Linked DNA regions of Homo sapiens: region 1 is linked to region 2. Evidence: chromatin loops called from intact Hi-C (ENCODE). Cell type or tissue: B cell. All regions are shown on one strand. Each heading gives the region's core, and the rest is flanking DNA. Links, peaks and the distances in the headings are about the cores only.

Region 1 (8,341 bases), core at 114-8,113, 75 kb after region 2:
TAATTTTTTTGTATCTTTAGTAGAGATGGGGTTTCACCATGTTGGCCAGGCTGGTCTTGAACTCCTGAGCTCGTGATCTGCCTGCCTTGGCCTCCAAAAGTGCTGGGATTACAGCCATGAGCCTCCATGCCCAGCCTCTTTCCCAGTCTTAACAGTAAATGGACAAGAAAGTAAGCCGTGGCCTGAGAAGGACGAGGTGACTAGAGGCTTAGAACACACAGGGTTGAGGGCCTGGGTTACCTTCCCAGATGAGCCGCCAAGACCAGCAAAGGAGCTAGCCACAGGTGCAGAGAATCTAAGCTGGAAAGTGGAGGGAGACAGTGGGTACCAGCTGTGGCCTGGAAACAAGCTGCAGCAGAAGGGGCCAAACCTCATCCCATTAACCCATCAGGAAAAGAGACCAGCCAGAAACCTGGAAGAGTAGCTCCAGATGGCAAGGGCTTACTGCAGTGGAAGGGTGGCCTGCAGTGGACACGGTGCTGTGCCGCCCATATCCCACTTCAGGACCAGTGCACTCACTGCTCTGGTTGCCAGCTTACAGATGAGTCATTGTCTAGAAACTGCCCTCAACCTAAGGAAGCTTCTTTCTCAAAGCTACATGCCTTCCCTGGGGTCAGCCTACCTCTAATGACTGGTCAACGTTGGAATATAAAGATCGGGACCTCCTAACTCAACTGGGATAACTGTGAAGGGTGACTTCAGACCCAGATTTCCTGAGAGGACCAGCTGAAGCAACACATGTGCTCACCTCAAGGTGCTCTTCCTGAGAATACTCCTTATGAAACTTCGTGCCACAAATATCAGAGTCTCGGAATCTTTTCCGGAGGCACCCGGCGTATGGAGATCTGTTCCTGGGCTCTCTGTTCTGTTCTGTTGGTTTACTTATCTATCCTTGTGCCGACATCATGCTGTCTTAGTCACTATAGGTTCACTACAATCTCTGTTAGAGCATGTGCTCTCGCCTTGTTCTTCTTCAAGTCACTTGGCGAGTCGTGGCTCTTTGTAGTTTTATCACTTTTTTTTAGAATCAGCTTCTCAGTTTCTACAAAAAGCCCCATTGGGATTTTGCTTATAATTGATCTAATGGATCAATTTGGAAAGAATAGGGGGCAGTATTTTTAATATTGAGTCTTTTACCCAGTGAATTTGGTATCTTTATGTAGGTATTCCTGAAGATCTCTTAGTAAAGTTTTATCATTCTTACCATAAGGTAAAATGGTAGAAATGATAAAACTTTGCTAAGATATATTGTTGACAGAAACATATTTGATTTTTTTACACTGATTTTATATCCATCAACTTTGCTAATGATTTACAGGTTATGTTGTGCATTTTCTCTTTCTTTCTCTCTCTTTTCTTTCTTTTTTTTTTTTTTTTTATTGAGACAGGGTCTGGCTCTGTTGCTCAGACTAGAGTGCAGTGGCACAATCTTGGCTCACTGCAACCTCTGCCTCCCAGGCTCAAGCGATTCTCAAACCTCAGCCTCCCGAGTAGCTGGGACTACAGGCCTGCGCCACCACGCCCAGCTAATTTTTTTGTATTTTTTGTAGAGATGTTGTTTCACCATGTTGTTCAGGCTTATCTCAAATTCCTGAGCTTAAGCTATCTGCCCGCCTCGGCCTCCCAAAGTGCTGGGATTATAGGAGTAAGCCATCATGCTGGGCCTTATTTTGCATTTTCTTTTTTCTTTTTTTTTTTTTTGAGATGGAGCCTCGCTCTGTCGCCCAAGCTGGAGTGCAGTGGTGAGATCTCAGCTCACTGCAACGTCCGCCTCCTGGGTTCAAGCAATTCTCCTGTCTCCGCCTCCCAAGTAGCTGGAATTACAGGCACGCGCCAACAGGCCCAGCTAATTTTTGTATTTTTATTAGAGACGGGGTTTTACCATGTTGAACAGGCTGGTCTTGAACTCCTGACCTCAGGTGATCCACCCACCTCGGCCTCCCAAAGTGCTGGGATTACAGATGTATTTTCCATTTTCTACACATGCAATGATAACATCCACAAATAATAACAGTTTTTTTTCTGCAATTCATTTATTTATCTTTCTTGTCTTAATGAACTAGATAGGCTATCCAGAAAAACATTGAGTAGCACTGAAAAAGGCTGAAGGTAAATGGAGAATAGCATAAGATATACCAGATTTTGTAAGGCCTTGTTGGCCGGAATAATGGTTTTAAATTTGTTTTAAATAAACTTAGAAAATTTTGATAGCTTTCTGTAGAGAAGTAATGAGTTCAGTATTTCTAAGACTTTTCCAACTTCTGGATGGATAATGAATTACAGGAGAATAAAGAGTGGGGGCCAATCTCATTCATGGACATAGACACAAAAAGCCTTTAAAAAATTGCAACAATGACCCAGAAAAGTATAGTATATAAAAGGTTTTTCCACAAAGTAGCTTAAAGTTAAACTCTAAATGTAATTTTATATTACTATAAAAATCATGCAATCATCTCAAAAGAAGAATAAAAAGCAAATAAAATGCTCACCAAGAATGTGAGTGTATGAATTTGAAATGGAAAGGAACCATCTCAATCTAATGAAAAGTTGCTATCAACACCTGTTACGGACAGCATTCTTAACAGCAAAATGTTAACAATATTTCTTGTAAGCTCTGACAAGACAATGTTGCCCACGATGACTGCTTCCATTTGTAGCTGTACTGGTCGCCTTAGGTAGCACAGTAACAGAAGAAAAATAAATAAGAGGTGTAAAGACCAAGAGGTGAAACAAGCCCATTATTATTTGCAGATGATACAATCTTTTACCTAGAAAGCCCCAAATAATTTAAAGACAGGAAATTAGACATGACGAGAGAATTTAGCAAGGTGACAACACATAGGATTAATATCTAAAAACCAGCAGCATTTCTTTACTCTAGCAACAGTTAAAACTGTGTGTCCAATCTTGTAGCCACTAGCCAATGTGGCTATTAGGCACTGAAAATGTAACTGGTTCAAATTGAGATGAGCTGTAAGTGTAAAATATATATCAGATTATAAAACCTTGGTACGAAAAAAAAAAAAAGAAAACAAAATACTTCATTAATAATACTGATATAGGCCAGGCACAGTGGCTCAGGCCTGTAATCCCAGCACTTTGGGAGGTAGAGGCAGATGGATCACCTGAGCCCAGGAGTTCAAGACCAGCCTGGGCAACATGGTTAAACCCCATCTCTACAAAATAATAATAACAATATTGATATAAATTACATGTTTAAATGATATTTTTGATATATTAGATTAAATTAAAACAGAAAATTTTGAATTATACCCATGGGGAGCTTCTAGAAGAACAGAGAGAGGACCTTTACACATTCTCTCCCAAAAGCAGCAACTAAAAAATAAATAGCAAATTACTAAAAACAATTACTTTGGAACTCTGGAAATTAAGCAAAGGCATACAACAAGCTGAAAATCATTTATTCAAGAGAAACTATTGAACCTTAGTAAGATCAACAAAGTGTGTGACACATCGTCTTAGAACTGCTCCCGTTCTCACTTCCCCCTGCCCTTGCCCCAGCTCCATGGTGCAGTGTTGGTGGGACTGGCTGCCTTACTGGTGCCAAAAGGGGCTGAAATGATTTGGAGCTTCAAGGAAAAGCTCTGTTTCCTTGGTTTTTTGAAAACAATAATATTTGGTAGCAATCAGAGGCCGGCAGAGCATGGAATCTCCTAAGGCTGTGATAACAGTTGGGGCAAGCAAGCAATCAGCAAAACATTTAAAAGGGAGATCTAGGGAACAAGACAGGCCCCAGTTTATACTCGCATGTGACCGACCTCGACACCCCGTACAAGCAGGAAGTGAAAGCTGAGGCAGATTTGTTAACCTGTTGAACGTTGAACACATTCCTCAACCCACACACAGGTTCCCTGGGCAATGGGTGGAAGCCTGGCCAGCTCAAATCGTTTAATCTTGTGTTAAAGAAAGAGCTGATGAAAGGGTCATCCCTTTAAGTATCAAGCAATTCTTAAAAGGGACAACCTTGCTTGTGAAAATAAAAAGAAACTCTGGCCCGGGAGCGGTAGCTCATGTCTGTAATCCCAGCACTTTGGGAGGCTGACGTGGGCAAATCACCTGAGGTCGGGAGTTCGAAACCAGCCTGGCCAACACGGTGAAACCCCGTCTCTACTAAAAATGCAAAAATTAGCCAGGCGTAGTGGTGCATGTCTGCAATCCCAGCTACTTGGGAGGCTGAGGCAAGAGAATTGCTTGAACCCAGGAGGTGGAGGTTGCAATGAGCCAAAACCATGCCACTGCACTCCAGCCTGGGCGACAGAGTGAGACTCCGTCTCAAAAAGAAAGAAAGAAAATAAAAAGAAGGCCGGGCACGGCGGCTCACGCCTATAATCCCAGCACTTTGGGAGGCAGAGGCAGGCGGGTCACAAGGTCAGGAGATCGAGATCATCCTGGCTAACACGGTGAAACCCCGTCTCTACTAAAAATACAAAAAATTAGCCAGGCGTGGTGGCAGGTGCCTGTAGTCCCAGCTACTTGGGAGGCTGAGGCAGGAGAATGGCATGAACCTGGGAGGCGGAGCTTGCAGTGAGCCGAGATCTTGCCACTGCACTCCAGCCTGGGCAACAGAGCAAGACTCCGTCTCAAAAAAATAAAATAAATAAAATAAAAATAAATTCTGAATTGTAATGGATGATTTTTATGACACTTGCCACTGCTATCTTTTGAAGTGGGTTTTGAAGAATTTTATTCTTTTACATAGATTTTGATCAAGAGATGTAAAATAATACTGAAGAATGGAAAGTTATTCCTTGAAAGATGGTATTATGTGCTTCAATGGATCAAATTGGAAGATCAGTTTTCAGTTATTAATTTTATGATAACAGATGTTCAATATATATGCAGTATGGATATATAGCTGTATATGTGTGTATACATATATAGCTCATATTAATGTTGAGAGTATTTTCTCATTAATGAGTTAATAGACAAGAGAATGAAACAAGTTGATACGACCACTGTAGAAACTATGTAACAATGCAAATGGAACGTAGATTGTAACTGCAAGGAATTTTATAAGCAAATTCTGCAAAACTAGGAACTGTTAAGGAGAGCCAAATCATCAGGGAAATACAATTAAAGAGAGAGCACTTAGATACTTAGAATTTATTTCAGATAGGAGGCCGGGCACCGTGGCTCACACCTGTAATCCCAGCACTTTGGGAGGCTGAGGCGGGCAGATCATGAGGTCAAGAGATCGAGACCATCCTGGCCAACAAGATGAAACCCGTCTCTACTAAAAATACAAAAAATTAGCCGGGCGTGGTGGCCGGTGCCTGTAGTCCCAGCTACCCGGGAGGCTGAGGCAGGAGAATGGCATGAACCTAAGAGGCGGAGCTTGCAGTGAGCTGAGATCGCGCCGCTGCACTCCAGCCTGGGCGACGAGCAAGACTCTGTCTCAAAAAAAAAAAAAAAAAAAAACAGGATTGACTGTGTATAAATATTTATTGGGGTGAACATATTTCCACAACATACTGAGAAGAAAAGTTATAACATCAAACTTAACTAAAATCTTGAAAGTGTTACCAAAACTAAGGCTGATTTGATAAAGTTTTATTGGAAGCCAAATGTGAGGATTGACCTGGGAAGACACACCAAGAAGGCTGGCACATTCTAGAGTGTGCTACAAGGTGGAAGGCTTTTATAAGAAAGTTTAGGAGAAGGGAGTGGACTCCTTCCCAGAGGAGTTGTACCCTCTGCATTGGAGGGTACAGTATAGAGATTACAATCATTGGCTACAGATGACTGCATGCAGGCTACAATGTTCTACGTGCAGGACAATCAGTAAAACTTCAGGATTCAGAAACAAATCAGTGTCTTGTTCAACGTCAGTGGGTTATGCATTAATTAGTATGTCAAGAATCTGAGGAACTCACAAGAAGATTCTTTGCTCAGGACAGAAGTTCATCAGGAACCACAAGTCCTCCCCAGGCAGGTTAATTTGGAAGCCTGCCAAATATGACCTGTAGGTATTAGAAGAATTCCCTTCGCAAACAGTGATAAGGCAAGGATGCCCATTATCATTACTTCTAAGGGAGACAAGGTGGTAAAATAGGAAAAAGAATATAGCCCTTGGATCTAGAAAAACTCTCACTGGTGGTGAACTGGAATGAGTTCCAGGTGGAGGTGAAACATTGGCTGATGCAGTAGCTGGAGGCACTCGAATAGCATGGGGGCAATGGCAATTATAAGAATTGTGTAAGAGTTGTCTGCTTTTGGTTATTTTTAAAACTTTGAGGCCAGGCTCAGTGGCTCACACATGTAATCCCAGCACTTTGAGAGGCCAAGGTGGGCAGATCATTTGAGGTCAGGAGTTCGAGACCAGCCTGACCAACATGGTGAAACTCTGTCTCTACTAAAAATGCAAAAAAATTAGCTGGGCGTGGTGGTGCATGCCTGTAGTCCCAGATACTCAGGAGGCTGAGGCAAGAGAATTGCTTGAACCCAGGAGGCAGAGGTTGCAGTGAGCCGAGATCATGCCACTGCACTCCAGCCTGGGTGACAGAGTGAAACTCCGTCTCAAACAAACAAACAAACAAAAAACTTTGAAGAAGGAAAATGACAAGCTCAGGTCAGTCAATTGTAAGTTAAAGCACATTGTAGAGACAGAAGGCCTGTTGCGGCCATAGGGAACATTGTGTTGAAAATCAGACCAAGGATTTAGCTGTCGGGTGGCAAAGCTGCAGAGGAAACGGAATGCCGAGCCTCAGTGGTCTCCTATTCCAAGTTCAGACCTCTGAGAAGCACATCTCCAGTGTGTTTCATATATTGTCCTTCCAATCTTTCCTCAAGTCACTTACTCAGTCGTACACGTGGCCTTGAAAATATGTAGGGTAGTTGTGGGTTTTTAAATATCCGCAAAAATGGTTTTGTAAATCGCGAGTTTTTTTCTCCACTCAACATTAAGTTTCTTAGGTCTGTTCATATGCTATACATAAATCTAGTTCATAGCTTTTAACCGATATGCAGTATCCATATATATTTTCTAGTTATTCATTCCCCTAATGATGGATCTCTACTTTGTTTCCAAGTTTTTCTTCCTATGACAAACAAAACTTCCATGAGCATGCTCACAATTTCCTCATGGAGTTCAATGAGACTCGCAGGAGGTTTTTATCCCATCCTTCACATGTCTGGCTTCCCCTTTTCCTTTAGCTTCAACTAAAACGTTACAGCTGCCAAGAGCCCTTTTCTGAGCAGCCCACCTAAAATAAGCCATCCTCAGTTATTCTTTCAGTCTCTAGTTTGTTTCTTTCATAGCACATGTAAAACATTGAAGTATTTTATTTATTTCCATTTTTTTCTCTCTCCCACTACATCCTAACCTCCATGGCGATAGGCACTTTGTCTTATATACTTTTGTATCTTTAGCGTCTAGAACAGTATGTGGCATACGTAAGTGCCCAATAAATACAGAAGGAAAGAAGGAAGGAAGGAGGGAGTCTGTCGGTCAGCTGGAGTGCAGTGGTACCATCTCGGCTCACTGCAACCTCTGCCTCCTGGGTTCAAGCAATTCTTGTGCCTCAGCCTCCTGATGTAGCTGGGATTACAGGTGTGTACCACCATGTCTGGCTAATTTTTCTAATTTTAGTAAAGACAGGATTTTGTCATGTTGGCCAGGCTGGTCTCAAACTCCTGGAATCAAGCAATCTGCCTGCCTCGGCCTCCCAAAGTGCTGGAATTAACAGGCGGGAACCACCATGCCCAGCCAAAAGGAGAGAGTTCTTGAAAGAAAATTTGAGAATGATTCAAAGGAACTTGGTTGGTTGGGACCTAAGGAGAGAAAGGCCAGTAAGAGATGACCCTATTTAATGGGGAATGATTTGGCACCTTCAGAATTGTGAATTCTGATACTAAATTTTAAGCTGTTTTCACTTCTGTGCTGTACCCACCCTCCAGTATCTCAGTCCCCTCTTATCGTCAGTGATATGTTCCAAGACCCCCAGTGGGTGCCTGAAACCACAGACAGTACTGAACTCAGTTGGCATCGATTGGAATACGTTTCTGTTCATGTCTCCCACCCACAAATGTAATCCCTTTTCCATCTTCACTAAGCACTCATCAGGCACTGTGGCTATAACTTATGCAGTTTGAGGTACAATAGCAAAACTAGCATGAATTTCTTTTTCCTTCACAATTTTACAAATAGAAGACTTGCTCTCGTTGTAGATCTTGGCAATCTCAGGATATGATTTTACTTTCTTTCCTTAAGTCGAGAACTTTCACCTTTCCACTTTAACGAAGCACTTTGCAGCCTCTCTTTGGCATACCCAAATTGCCAGCATCACTACTGTCGTGCATTGGGGCAAGAATTATTATGAAT
Region 2 (8,341 bases), core at 75-8,074:
ATGAGATCAGGAGTTCGAGACCAGCCTGACCAACATGGTGAAACCCTGTCTCTACTAAAAATACAAAAATTAGCCAGGTGTGGTGGCGCACACCTGTAATCCCAGCTACTTAGGAGGCTGAGGCAGGAGAATCACTTGAACCTGGGAGGGGGAGGTTGCAGTGAGCCGAGGTCGCGCCACTGCACTCCAGCCTGGGTGACACAGTGAGACTCCATCTCAAAAAAAAAAAAAACCACAGAGATTATTCTGGCTGCAGTGTGGAGACTGAATTGGCAGAGGGCAAGACTAGTTAGGAGATTATGGTAGAGATAGTAATGCATGGCAAACAAAATACCACTTAAGTACCTGATCCCCGTGCTCAGGGCTGTAGCAAAGGTGAGGGACCTTTCTTTACACTAGGCCTAAGGCAGGTTCTGTATCATTGCCTTACAAGCTAGAATCCAAGTTGCAGAATCTTGCTGCTGCCTTCTTCCCAGCACATATATTAAGCCTAGAAACAACGACCGATATTCACAGGGAAAAAGCACTTCATTTTTGCCACTGCCCCCTCCATATATTTGGCCTAAATAATGTATTAAAATTTGATCACTTAATTTAGCAAGACTGAAACGGAGAAGGAACTAGGAAGGTGTTAAGCATAAAGTTAAGAAACTCTGCTTTCCCTTACAGTAAATAGTATAAAGATATAAGGCATGTGAAGTTAGTCAGGGAGGGTGTGTGGAGTGAAAAAAAAATCCAAAACCCTAGGGAATACCATTATTTAAAGAAGGAATGGAAGAAGAGTTATCCATGAAGGGAACTAGTAAGTGAACACTAATAAGGGAAAAGCAAGATGTATTGTGTTTGTTAAGCAGAAGTAATTTGTAGATGTGTGAAAGTGACTGTCATACAGGAATCGCAAATACAGTGAGACACAAATGGTCCCTTTAAACAGTTACCTCTACCCCAAGAGAAGATGCTAAGACTATGTGCATAACCGTTCCCCTGAGAGAATTTACTATCTATTGAATTGTGTTCTTATCCAATTTTAATATTTCTTCACTTCTGTTCTTTACTTTTCCATGTTAACCATGCTTTATCTTATATATCCATGCCTGTCTTATTGTTGATCTTTGACTCTTTTCAGCCATCCCATGTAACCTCTCTTGCTTGATGCATGAGTAGGCTGCCTTCCTATCTTGCACCTCTTGGCTCTAGGCCTGTCTTGTGGCACCTCTTGTCGATTAATTCAATAACAGGGCCCTCCTGTTTGAACTGGCCCTGAAACCTCTCTAATCACCCATGTACTGGCCTAGGAGGCAACTTCTACAAGGGTCTGAAATGTGTATGTGTATGTATGTATAACACATGTGCATATTTGTATATATATGAAGTATGTATGTGTATGTATGTATAACACATGTGCATATTTGTATATATATGAAATACGTAAGAATATTTGACATTGTTCCAGTTAGGAATGTATAAGTAATTAAGGCAGATTAACAAAACATACAACTTTTGTATATAATTGGAGTGCTGTCAAGAGGATCTGTAGGAAAATAGGGCATTCTGATCTGCTTGTGAAGAACAGTTACTTCAGAAAAGGAAAGTGAGATACATACAGACATAGATATAGAACTATAATATACTATATATGTGTGCATATATTATAAAGGTCAGTAATACATATGTTTAATACTCTGGTAAGTGCTATAGTAAGGAGAAGGGACCGTGGCTGCTCAGAGTCAAAGGATTGAGAGAGTCCATTTTTGAACTGAATCTGAAGGATATAAGGGAATTTGACATGGGGTGGAGGGACTTTCCAGATTAAGAATAATTATATAAAGGCTGAGCACAGTGGCTCATGCCTGTAATCCAAGCACTTTGGGAGGCCGAGGTGGGTAGATCACTTGAGGTCAGGAGTTCAAGGCCAGCCTGGCCAACACGGTGAAACCCTGTCTCTACTAAAAATACAAAAATTAGCCAGGCATGATGGTGGGTGCCTGTAATCCCAGCTACTCAGGAGGCTGAGGCACAAGAATTGCTTGAAGCCAGGAGACCGGTTGCAGTGAGCCGAGATCGCGCCACTGCACTCGAGCCTGGGCGACAGAGTGAGACTGTCTCAAAAAAAATTACACAAAGAAGATAAATGTCAAAAAAAAAAAACAAAAAAAAATTAGGATTCCATCATGGGTTTTGGGTCCTAACCCCAAACTTCCTCTTTCAACTCATGATCCCTTTATAACCCTTTTCTCTGTTCTTCATTAGCCAATTCTTCTGGTCACTCTTTCTCACCCTCTTTAAATGGGTTTGCTTTATTTTATTCTTCACCCTAGTACTTAAATTGCTGTCAATTATATTTTATTATACTGTCTAACTGTCCTATTTTTTCTTTTTGCAATTTTTTTCATACAGATATCAGGGTCTTATTTAAATGTCACCAATATTTATTCCTTCTACACTTTTAGTCTCAGTAGTCAGATGCTATGATATCACATGAAACATTTTTGATTTTTTTTTTCCCTCCAGGATCGAAGAGCAGTCATAAAACCACAAAGTCAACGCAAACACAAGACTCTTCATTTCAGGGACTGATACTGAAAAGATCCAACAGGAATGTACCTTGGGATTTGAAATTAGAAAAGCCTTACATATATGAAGGCAGATTAGAGAAAAAGCAGGATAAAAAGGGAAGTTTTCAGATAGTTTCAGCCACCCACAAAAAAATCCCCACTATAGAAAGAAGCCATAAAAATACTGAATTGAGCCAAAACTTCAGCCCAAAGTCAGTGCTTATTAGGCAACAGATACTTCCCAGAGAAAAAACACCACCAAAATGTGAAATACAAGGAAACAGCCTCAAACAGAATTCACAATTACTTAATCAACCAAAAATTACAGCAGATAAACGCTATAAATGTAGTCTGTGTGAAAAAACCTTCATTAACACTTCATCCCTTCGTAAACATGAGAAAAACCATAGTGGAGAGAAACTATTTAAGTGTAAAGAATGTTCAAAAGCCTTTAGCCAAAGTTCAGCTCTTATTCAACATCAAATAACGCATACTGGAGAGAAACCCTACATATGTAAAGAATGTGGGAAAGCCTTTACTCTCAGTACATCCCTTTATAAACATCTAAGAACCCATACTGTGGAGAAATCCTACAGATGTAAAGAATGTGGTAAATCCTTCAGCCGAAGGTCAGGCCTTTTTATACATCAAAAAATTCATGCTGAAGAAAACCCTTGTAAGTATAATCCGGGTAGGAAGGCATCTAGTTGCAGCACATCCCTTTCTGGATGTCAAAGAATTCATTCTAGAAAGAAGTCCTACTTATGTAATGAATGTGGCAACACCTTTAAGTCTAGCTCATCCCTTCGTTATCATCAGAGAATTCACACTGGAGAGAAGCCTTTTAAATGTAGTGAATGTGGGAGAGCCTTCAGCCAGAGTGCCTCTCTTATTCAACATGAAAGAATTCACACCGGAGAAAAGCCCTATAGATGCAATGAATGTGGGAAAGGCTTTACTTCTATTTCACGACTTAATAGACACCGAATCATTCATACTGGAGAGAAGTTTTATAATTGTAATGAATGTGGTAAAGCCTTAAGCTCCCACTCAACACTTATTATTCACGAGCGAATTCATACTGGAGAAAAACCATGTAAATGTAAAGTATGTGGAAAAGCCTTCAGACAGAGTTCAGCTCTCATTCAACATCAGAGAATGCATACTGGAGAAAGACCCTATAAATGTAACGAGTGTGGGAAAACATTCAGGTGTAACTCATCACTTAGTAATCACCAGAGAATTCATACTGGAGAGAAACCATATCGATGTGAGGAATGTGGGATATCTTTTGGCCAAAGTTCAGCTCTTATTCAGCATCGAAGGATTCATACAGGAGAAAAACCCTTTAAATGTAATACATGTGGAAAAACTTTTAGACAAAGCTCATCACGTATTGCACATCAGAGAATTCATACTGGAGAGAAACCCTATGAATGTAATACATGTGGGAAACTTTTCAACCATAGGTCATCCCTTACTAATCATTATAAAATTCATATCGAAGAGGACCCCTAGAAAGTAGATTTGTATGTGTGAAAGCCTTAAACCAAAGCTCATCGAAGAATACATCCTTGAGAGAGATGTAATAAATGTAATGGATGTGAAAAAAACTGTAATAATTTAGCCCTCATTAGGTATTTAATTCCATGGATAAACCTCAGCTATATAATAGATATGAGGAAAGTGTTTGTGCCTGTCAGACACTTAAAAAAATAACCTGAGATGAAGAATTTACAATTGAAGACATTGACTTTAGCCATTTGTGAAATGGGTTTGCTTTTTCCCTTTTCCTACAGACGTATATGCTAGATGTCACGTGATCATCAGAAACAGATATCCGAGTGGGTGGGGAGGTGTGCTTTAGATTTCTCATTAGAAGACCACCAAACTGGTAATATTTTTATAGCATTTTAATAGCTTGATCAAATTGTACCTTTTTAGAGAAAAGGACCAAAATAAAAGAAAAATGAATTATGAACTACCTCTCAGTCTCTGGGGTTTGTCCTTTTCCTACCCTGATGTCAAACTTATGCATGGATTTCATTAAAAAAGAAAAAGAAAAATCTGGTCTTTTGTTCTAGTAGTTGTGAATTTTCTACTCAACTGTCTTAACTTGGTTTTGGATTTTATTTCTCTGAAGTCATTTATTAGGTGTACCAGTTATATGCCCTGAACTGTATTAGATAGAAAAACAGGCAATAATTTCAGGTTTAAAGCTACTAAATATGTATGTATGTATTTATTATTATTATTTTTATTTTGAGATGGAGTCTCTGTCACCCAGGCTGGAGTGCAATGGTGCGATCTCGGCTCACTGCAACCTCCGCCTCCCAGGTTCAAGCAATTCTCCTGCCTCAGCCTCTCGAGTAGCTGGGATTACAGGCACCTGCCACCACACCCGGCTATTTTGTATTTTTAGTAGAGACAGGGTTTCTCCATGTTGGCCAGGCTGGTCTTGAACTCCTGACCTCAGGTGATCTGCCTGCCACGGCCTCCCAAAGTGCTGGGATTACAGGTGTGAGCCACCGTGCCCGGCCACCCTAAATATGTATTTTTTAAATTTATAACGAACACATCAGAAGAACTTTCGCAAATCTAACACCTGTGGCAAACTCTTGAAAAGGACATTGCTATGGTCTCAATGTTTATGTCTCCCCCAAATCCCTGTGTTCAAATGCTAACCTCCAAGGTGATGGTATCATGAAGTGGGATGTGTGAAGAGGTGATCAGATCAGAAGGGCGGAGCCCTCAGTGCCCTTATCAGAGAGCCCCAAGGGAGCTTGTTCTGCCCTTCAGCCATGTGAAGGCACAGTGGTAAGATACCTTCTTTGAATCAAGATGGCCATAACCAGACACCAAACCTGCTAGCACTTTAAATGGGTTTCCCAGCCTCCAGAACTGTGAGAAATATTTTATTAGTTACCTAGTATGATGAGGTTATTTTGTTACAGCAGCCCAAACAAGACATGTGAATTGTTTCATAAACTTAGTGTAGTGTGACAGATCCCCTACCAGGTTACCTAAGGGTTTATATCCACTACTTGAGCCCTGAAGTCTGGACAGTAAGCAGAGGCCATGGTGCCCAGCTGAGGAGCAAGTGTCCCTGAGAACCCAAACATCCCAGAGTATCTGGGAACACACTAAGCAAACAGTCCAATCACACACGAGGCAAAGAGCCAGAAAACTGGCTTAAAAGCAGCTTAGAGGTGCGAGGTGGTGCAGATCTCCAGAGCTGTCCTGCTGCAGTCCAGGAGAGCCCTGTATGGAAGTCATAATAAACTCATCTGCTCATCAAGCTGGACTTGTCTGAGTCATTCTTTGGTCTCTCGGCTCCTTCCCAGTTTGAGGGGGGACATTACAGTCCTAAGTTTTTCTCAACAGTAAATATTTTTTAACTTTGGAGCAGGTACTATACAAGTTTACAAGTTTTAAAACTGTACAAGTTTTAAGACAGACACAGGCTTTTCTTCAAGAAGCCATGAATTGGGAAGGGGATGGAGTTGGGCTAGCAAATGAGCAAGCAGATTATATTGCAGTTTTTGTTGTTTCAGTAGGCAAATAAGTTATGACAATATGTTCCACTATGAAAATATTGTAAAGATTTGCACAGGATGAAGAAAGAGACTCATGAAGAAAGCCTGGAGACATCAAAGCTTTCCAGGGGCAATGATGCCTGGGCTATATTTGGGGAGAATAGTAGGAACTCCGAGGGAGACAGAAGCATTCCGATTAAGAGGAAACAGCATGCGCCAAACCACAGGTGGATAATAGGACATTTGGAAAACTTAATTTAGAACTAGTGAGCAGGAAAATGACAAATGTTAAAGCTCGAGTAGAAGGCAGAAGCCAAATCACAAAAGGCCTTATTTGCCAAGCTAAGGAGTTTGGATTTTATGGTAAAATCGGTGGAGTCAAAGATGGTAAGCAAGGGAAATTCCATAGAAGATAAGCGTATGGGGTTGAAGAAAGCTGATGACTGATGCCACCCAGGAAATCTGGGCTGTTTAAATTCAAGTAATAGGTAAATGAGGGTTCCAACTCAAACAGGGACAGCATTGATGGAGAACAGGAGACAGATAATCATGTATTAGAATAAATAAGGCATGGTTTTCATAGGCAAATAGGTGAGAGTGGCAAGTGAGGAGAAAGCTGACTCACAGGTAGGGTTGCCAAACGTCCTGTATTTAATGATTTTGTCCTGAATCCTGTATTAACTTTGTTAGGATGCCTTAAATGTATTCAGGGTTTCTCCCCTCATTAATGAAAAATCAGCACTTTGAGCTACGGTTCTGCTTCAGTAATTGGCGCTTAAATCGCTTAAGTGGCAATACAAGTTGGAAATCATACCTCCACAAATAAAGATCTGAACCATCTCTTATGTTTTATCCTATGTGTTTGACTGAGGGAAGGCAAAAGGGGGAAGTGAGAATAAAAGTACTTGTTTTCCGTATTAAAGAAAGGAAAAGACTGTTCTTTTGGCCAAATTCCTAAGTTGTAAAATAATCCCCAATAATTAGATCTTTGGATCAGTACACGTGGTCTGAAAAATCAATGATGGCCTCGCTGCCAGCAGCCATGCTTCTGAAATCAACTTCCTGACAGCCTCCAGCTTCTGAATGCCACTTGAGTGCTGCTTCTAGACCACGGTTGGTCAGCAAGTCCCTCCTTCCAGTGACCGTGCTTCTGGAAGTTAGCCAGTCGACAACCGTCTAATTCCAGTGACCACACTAACACGCTTGAAAATCTAACAGTCCATAAACATCCCTGCCTCTGAAAATTCGCCAGTCCCAGACACTGAGCTGCTTAAAATTTTGGATAAGATCAGCTCTGGCTTTCTTCAGGGATCCTGTTACTGCAAACACAGTTCTCCCTTGCAGGCATGCATCAAGTTCGACTTTTCTGTGTCACATATCAAGTTCAAGTTTATTGTTAGTTTGTAAGCTTCCAACCTTTCAATAGCTCAGCCTCAATTTATTGGTAATTATGCTTCACTCTTGTGAGTGAGATGATCGAAATTAGTATTTTCAATTATTGTTATTAACTTATTTTTTATTTTATATTTTGTGTTAAGGATACTTAATATGAGATCTACCCTATTGCCTATTTTCATTTATGTATATTTGAATCAAAATGCAAGTATAAGTTTCATGATTAATTTTTAAAATATTTGGTATCAGAGAAAAGATGTTTTGAAGCTCTTTCTACAGTACACAATTGTTCATTCAGTATTGAACATATTGGAAAGTCAGATATAAGGCAGGATATACTAACAGCTAAGCCTAAGTGATAGATGATTTCCTCAAATAGTGCTAAAGAAACGGATAAAGTAACAAATTTTCCGATGAAAGGAAATTCAGATAAAAATAAAACAACCATAGCAGAAATTGTAATGACTTTCCACACTCAATCTTTTCAGCTCAAATGACCAATGGAAACACACCAAAAGTATTTCCTGCTTCCAAAATTGCAAACGAATTTTCAAGTGCCAGGATAAAATCTGCAGTAATAAAAATGTAATCTTTCTGTTTACTATTAGAGACTATATAAAAGATCTAAAATGTCTCTTTTTACAGTATAACCCCAGATGCAAATAATCACAATGAGAATTTTTTTTTTTTTTTTTTTTTTTTTTTTTTTGCCTCTGCAATGTTTTTCTTTTGAAAACCTGTGCTTATAAAGCTATCTTATCCCTTCTAGATGAGACCTGGGAAATTGAAGCTTTTTGCAGAAACTAAATTGAGTTAATAAGTCAAATTGTATTCCTTTGGTTGATATAATACAAA

The links. Hi-C counts contacts between places; a loop is a spot of excess contacts. Peaks named below come from ENCODE experiments on the same cell type or tissue, not always from the same donor. Only the 100,000 strongest peaks of a DNase experiment are listed, where the experiment ranks them.
Region 1: it touches region 2 in a loop (4-fold over the local background); 7 of 110 quality-filtered maps call a loop at or near these places.

The regions. Positions count from the first base shown.
Region 1 is chr5:178,633,030-178,641,370 of GRCh38, reverse strand. No RefSeq gene overlaps it. Among named protein-coding and RNA genes, the nearest start is that of CLK4, 10 kb to the right of the region's middle. In B cell, for the core only: no CTCF peak of the experiment used is centred there; a DNase peak (open chromatin) is centred at 3,660; H3K27ac peaks cover 1,096 bases.
Region 2 is chr5:178,707,792-178,716,132 of GRCh38, reverse strand. It overlaps ZNF354A (zinc finger protein 354A), which reads left to right. Exons shown (of 5, transcript NM_005649.3): 5 at 2,512-4,621. The coding sequence ends at 4,073. Among named protein-coding and RNA genes, the nearest start is that of MSANTD5, 14 kb to the right of the region's middle. In B cell, for the core only: no CTCF peak of the experiment used is centred there; no DNase peak of the experiment used is centred there.